Regions from separate parts of the Homo sapiens genome. Here region 1 is linked to region 2. Evidence: read pairs that join two places in POLR2A ChIA-PET (ENCODE). Cell type or tissue: PC-3. All regions are shown on one strand. Links, peaks and the distances in the headings refer to the core of each region. The heading gives the core; the rest is flanking DNA. Region 1 overlaps SMPD3 (sphingomyelin phosphodiesterase 3). Region 2 overlaps PLA2G15 (phospholipase A2 group XV).

Region 1 (2,910 bases), core at 268-2,767, 180 kb before region 2:
CTTCTGGGTGTGGACCAGAAGCAAGAGCTGAGGGCCATGGCCTCCAAGAGGATTTCCCCAAAGCTGATTACAGAATGGAATAGGAGGAAACAGAGCTGTGGTGGATATTACTGCATTACTTCGAACAAACTCATCAGCAATCCCTGTTTAAAGAATTATGAGCTAATAAGAGGAAACATTTTCTGACTCAGGCTCTTCACATGTAAGAATGTATTTAATCCTCACAGTCCTGTGAGGTAGGTGGTGGCATAATTCCCACTTTCAAGGTGAGGAAACCAAGCTTTGAGGGCTTTCCCAAGGTTACACAGAAGGGGAAGAATTTAGGTTCCATCCTGGATCTCAAACTCTGGAAGTTCCTCCTTACCACTGTTTTTTCCCTATTGCTATTACAGAAATAAAACTGAACTATTGGATTATTCTATGTAAGTTTATAATCAAATGCCAGAGGAATAGGATTGCGGACCCACTAGGATTTAGACACAAATCAGTCTTTCCAAGTTCAGCAAGGATAGTGCCACCTACTTTATATCTTATCCAGCTTTGTTAACTGAACTTGGTTACCAAAGAATGGGGAAAGGGTAGTATAATGACCTTCATGACCAGTAGCCCAGGGGTTTCTTTCCACTGTGGAAAATTTTCACAGGAAGCCAAGCGTAGATGGCAACAAAGTGTTGTCATTGTTTTTCGTTTTTAAGAAAGGAAGGAAAAAAAACATGAGGAAGCTGTTATTTGACAAAGAGTACACATACAGCCAAAGAAATAGAGCTTATCTTTATTTCCTAGCAGCCTATTCCAAAGCTGAAGACACTCAGATATTGTTAAGAGATTCCTTCCACCTATTTGCACTCTCAGATTTTCATAGCAAAGCCTCTAACACCTAAATAAAATTTTCACTGTGTGGGCCTCAGCCAATCTCAGGAAAGCATCACATTCCTGTCCTTATGCCACCCAACCAAAGCTCTACCTCCATATGTGGCTGCAAGACTCCAGAAGGTGGGCAGGTTTGGGGTTTGGTGAATTTCAGACCACAAGTCTTGTCCTCCTAAAGTGGCAGTTCCAACTGCTCCAATCTTGCAACACACACAGGGGCCGGTTTCTGAGAACTCCCCATTCGATTTGGATGTCTAAAGAGGGTAGAAAGGAATGAACTTATGTTTTTTCTCCTCTCCCTGGGCCTCAGTCTGTACAACACTCAGATAAGGGGTTAGACTTTTAAGAAAAATTCTTCATATCAAGCTGAGTCTCCATTCCATTTTGAGTGATTCCTTCCCCTTCCAAGCTGGGGCTTCGCAGAGCTCTGATGAAAGGAGCAAAGGCTGCTACTGCTTTTCCCGAGGGCGCTTGGAAGCCAAGGACCCGGCACCCCATCTGGGTCTGCTCTGACTCATATGACTGCAGACAGATTTGATTGTTTTCTTATTTAGAGTCATTAATTAACTCTCCTCAGCATCAGAACAGCGTGTAATAAGAAGGAGGCCATTTGTGGGGGTCTCTAGGCAGCCACACCTAGGGCTGAGTACCACCTCCTTTGCACACAGGATCAGGAAATGGTTTCTAATCCTGGCTATAACCCTTTAGAAAGCTTAGATTGTTAAGATTTTAGGCCAATATGAGAAAGTGCAATTAATTGCTAAGGCTGTTGTGATCATTCTGGCAAGAACTGGGAGGCCCAGGAGTCCCTCAAAGGAGGACTGGATTTCCATTCATTCAACAGACATTTCTTGTGCCTACAAAAATGTGTCAGCCACAGCGCTGGGCACGGGGAACACAACCACAATGTGGGATAAGTCCTTTCTTATAGAAATCTTGAACGGAACAAGGAAACAGACACAGAAACCCTGAAATAATGTGTGCTGTAAGCAGAAAGAGCTTTAGAAATGGAAAGGATATTAATAATCATAAACCATCATGTCTTTTTAACATGAGGAAAGACAGCGAGGGAAGTTGAGGGCTGCTCTGGCCACAGCCCTGGTTAGTGGTTCTAAGATGGGGCTTAGAACCCAGATTTTTTAATGCCTAAAGCATGTTCTTTCCACTGTCCTAAACTGTTGCTCTGTTCATTTAATTACCCAAAGGATACATTTCCGTTAACATAGGCTTCTTTGATCCAATACCAATGCAAAACCCAAATTTTAAGTTGAAATAGCCCAGGCACGGTTGCTCATGCCTATAATCCCAACACTTTGGGAGGCTGAGGCAGGAGGCTTGCTTGAGGCCAAGAGTTCAAGACTAGCCTGGGTAACATAGTGAGACCCCGTCTCTATAAAAAATAAAAACATTAGCTAGGCATGGTGGTGAATGCCTGTAGTCCCAACTACTTGGGAGGCTGAGATGGGAGGATTGCTCGAGCCCAAGAGTTCAAGGCTGCAATGAGCTATGATTGTACCACCACACCCTAGCCTGGGCAACAGAGCAAGATTCTAAAATTTTTTTTAATTTAAAAAATTTTTAAAATAAAGTTGAAATAGAAACAAATAATAGAAAAAAATAGGAAAAGTAGAATGTCTGTCTATATATCTGTTGTCTAATATGGGGCCATAAGCACTTGAAATATGTCTAGTGGCAATTAAGATGTGCTATAAGTATAAAACATACACTAGCTTTTGAAAAATTAGTATAAAAAATGTAAAATGTTGCATTAGTAATGGTAATATTGATTACAGGTTAAAATAATATTTTAGATATATTAAGTAAAATATATTTAAATTAATTTCACTTGTTTCTTTTTACTTTTATAATGTGGCCACTAGAAAATTTATATTGTATATGTGGCTTGCATTTATAACTCACATTATATTTCTACTGGGCAGTGTTGTTCTAGACTGTTTCCATTTAGGAGGATATTTTCTTTATAAACTGAGGCATTTAGCAAAGTAGGTCTGTAATCAATTAGCCTGGGATTTGAATCCT
Region 2 (2,910 bases), core at 317-2,816:
AGGAATAGGGGGGACACATGGCCCCAGGCAGGGACTGGGACCAGGGCCCAGCCAGTCCACCCTGTGGAGCCAGTCCTAAGGTCACAGCAGTTCCACCATCAGCAGCATTCTTGCCATCCAGTGTCCCTTGAGTCTAGACTCTCATTTCTTCCTTCTTCACTGCCACAGAGAAAGGATAACAAACAGCACTTCCCCATGGCAGATGCTTCACAGTCCAAGACTCGGGGCCTTGAATGGTGAGTCACAAACTTTGCAAAACGCGTGGGCCATGACAGCCCCAGAGGCCAACAGCAGGTCCACGGCCGAGCCACAGGAGTCCTGTGGCACAGGAGTCAGGGCCCAAGGAGCACACGTTTCAGATAGGCCAGGGTGGTGGCGTTGGCCAGCATCTCGATGTGCTCGCTGCCTGGCAGCTCCTGCAGCAACACTTGGTGCTCCTGGCGGCTCTGCCAGGCCTGGCACTGCAGGGCACTCTTCAAGTTCACAGTACCATCGCCGTCACCAAAGCAGATTTTAGGGTCACGGTCAGGGAAGCTCTCATAGTAGAAGGAGTCTGGTGTGGGGACGCCAGTACCATAGAGGCAGTGCAGCTGCACGCCAGGTGGCATCGTGGCTTCCACCAGCCCTTCTGTGTCCTGCCGCATGAGCCAGCCATCTTCAAAGCCGATGTCCTGGAAGAACTTGCGGTAGTCCCGCAGTGTGTAGTTGATTGTGGGTGTCTGCACGAACACCTTCTCAGGTGACCATGTGTAGTTGTAGGGCAGCAGCCAGCTGGTGGAGACAGCTGACCGCTGCTGCTCCCGGATCTTCAGGGGCCCGATGACTGGGATCCGGTTGTTGTCTCCTGCAGGGAGAAGGCTCTGGTCAGTCTGTGCTTAGGAATGCCAGCTGGTTGGGCAGCATGTTCACCACCAGGCCCCTGCCAGACCCCAGCCAGGGGCCCAGTCCACAGTCCCGCATCTCTACCCGGTTATCATCATTGTAATCACTGTGACTCCCATCCCTGCCTTGGCTCTTTTTTTTTCTTTTTGAGACAGGGTCTCACTCTGTTGCCCAGGCTGGAGTATAATGGCATGATCACGGCTCACAGCAGCCTCAACCTCTCAGGCTCAACCAATCCTCCCGCCTCAGCCTTTGGAGTAGCTGGGACTACAGGTATGCGCCACCATGCCTCATGCCTGGCAAATTTTTCCTTTTTTTTTTTTTTGAAGTAGGGTCTCATTCTGTCACCCAGGCTGGAGTGCAGTGGTACAGTCTTGGCTCACTACAACCTCCACCTCCTGGGTTCAAGTGATCCTCCTATGTCAGCCTCCTGCATAGCTGGAACTACAAGCACGTCCCACCACGCCTGGGCTAAAAATGTTTCCACTTTTTATACAGATGGGGTCTTGCTATGTTGCCCAGTTTGCTTGCCTTGGCTTTTATTGTTTCTCTTTATTTTTGCTACATCTGGGAACCACACATCCAAGCTATGTTTTGTTTTTTTTGCTTTCCTCACCAGGGAGTAAGGCGGCACATACCCACAGGGTGATTTATGATGCTTCCTTGCCTGTAAACTCTACCATCCTCCAAGTGCTGATCAGGCCTGTGGGCACTGACCTAGTCTAAAGTGAGTCAGCAGGTTGGCAACTCGGAGATGACATGTTCTGCTTTCCCTTTTATGACACTGAACTGTGTACCAGTTTTTCTTTTCCTAAGCTCAGACCAGCGTTCAGCCAGCCGTGGCCTCATTCCACCCACTTGCATGTGCGCTGACCTGGGCAGCCAGGCGTGCTGGAGACAGGGCACGAGGGGAGGCTGCAGATGGAGGCGGAGTCCCTATACACAGGAATGTGAACAACACAAACACCCGGCAGTCAGGGAGGCCTCCAGGAAGTAAAAGCTGCAACTTGGGAACAGGGGCCTCTGGCCTGTTCAGGATCCATGGTCACCCATCACCCCACCCTGTATCTGAAAGCAGGGAGGCCTCTCAGACTGACTGTAGGGCCTCAGCTCTGCCTGCTGTGGCCTGGCTGGGGGACCCCTGAGGCAAGGAAAGCCCCTAGGGGTGCACGGACTTCCACCTCCCCGCACCACACACCCAGTCCTGGACTGCCAAGGCAGGACAGAACAGCTTCCCAGCCTTTGAAACAAAGCTCTAAGGGGACTCACAGAGAAACTCTGAAAGGGGCCGGGGCTACCTGTCTAAACTCAGGGTATGCCCACATCCGTCCCTCCAGGCCCAGGCTAGACCGAAGTGGTGGCTATAATGAGTCCTCACTAAATCTGAGTGTCTTCCAGCCAACTCAGAGTCACTGGGCCTGACCCAATCACAATGCCAGTAGACCAAGCAGGTCAAGCAGTGGCAGGCACTTGAGCTCATGAGATGCTTGGCACAGCCCTGGCTCATAGCTCCCAAAGTGAGGGTCCATAAGCCTCCCCCAAGTCCTAGCAGAGGGAGGAAAGCTCCCTTCTAGAGGAAGAAGCTCTACTCTACAGCTGCAGCTGGTGAGCTGCAACAGTCATGAAAAGACGGGGGAGGAGCCATAAAAGGGGTGGCTTTCCCAATTGCCAGGCAAGCAGGCCCAGCCAGATCTGCACCTGCTTCCTCCCTGTGTTGCCTACAGAGGCTCCGTGCTGCCCACAGATGGAGGCGCAACTCATAAATAAAAAACTGTAGTCTAGAGGCCAGGTGCAGTGGCTCATCCTTGTAATCCCAGAACTTTGGGAGGTCAAGGTGGGCAGATCATTTGAGGTCAGGAGTTCAAGACCAGCCTGACCAAAATGGTGAAACCCCATCTCTACTAAAAATACAAAAAAATCTGGCCGGGTGCGGTGGTTCATGCTTGTAATCCCAGCACTTTGGGAGGCTGAGGCAGGCAGATCCTCCTGACTTGAGGTCAGGAGTTAGAGACTAGCCCGGCCAACATA

The links. Peaks named below come from ENCODE experiments on the same cell type or tissue, not always from the same donor. Only the 100,000 strongest peaks of a DNase experiment are listed, where the experiment ranks them.
Region 1: POLR2A ChIA-PET joins it to region 2 with 5 read pairs; 4 of 35 experiments call an interaction of 5 or more read pairs at or near these places.

What each region holds. Positions count from the first base shown.
Region 1 is chr16:68,441,301-68,444,210 of GRCh38, reverse strand. The region is part of intron 1 of SMPD3 (sphingomyelin phosphodiesterase 3); the gene reads left to right. Among named protein-coding and RNA genes, the nearest start is that of SMPD3, 5.8 kb to the left of the region's middle. In PC-3, for the core only: no CTCF peak of the experiment used is centred there; no DNase peak of the experiment used is centred there.
Region 2 is chr16:68,257,080-68,259,989 of GRCh38, reverse strand. PLA2G15 (phospholipase A2 group XV) reads right to left here. Exons shown (of 6, transcript NM_012320.4): 6 at 1-844. The coding sequence ends at 333. Among named protein-coding and RNA genes, the nearest start is that of SLC7A6, 6.0 kb to the left of the region's middle. In PC-3, for the core only: no CTCF peak of the experiment used is centred there; a DNase peak (open chromatin) is centred at 1,609; H3K27ac peaks cover 1,398 bases.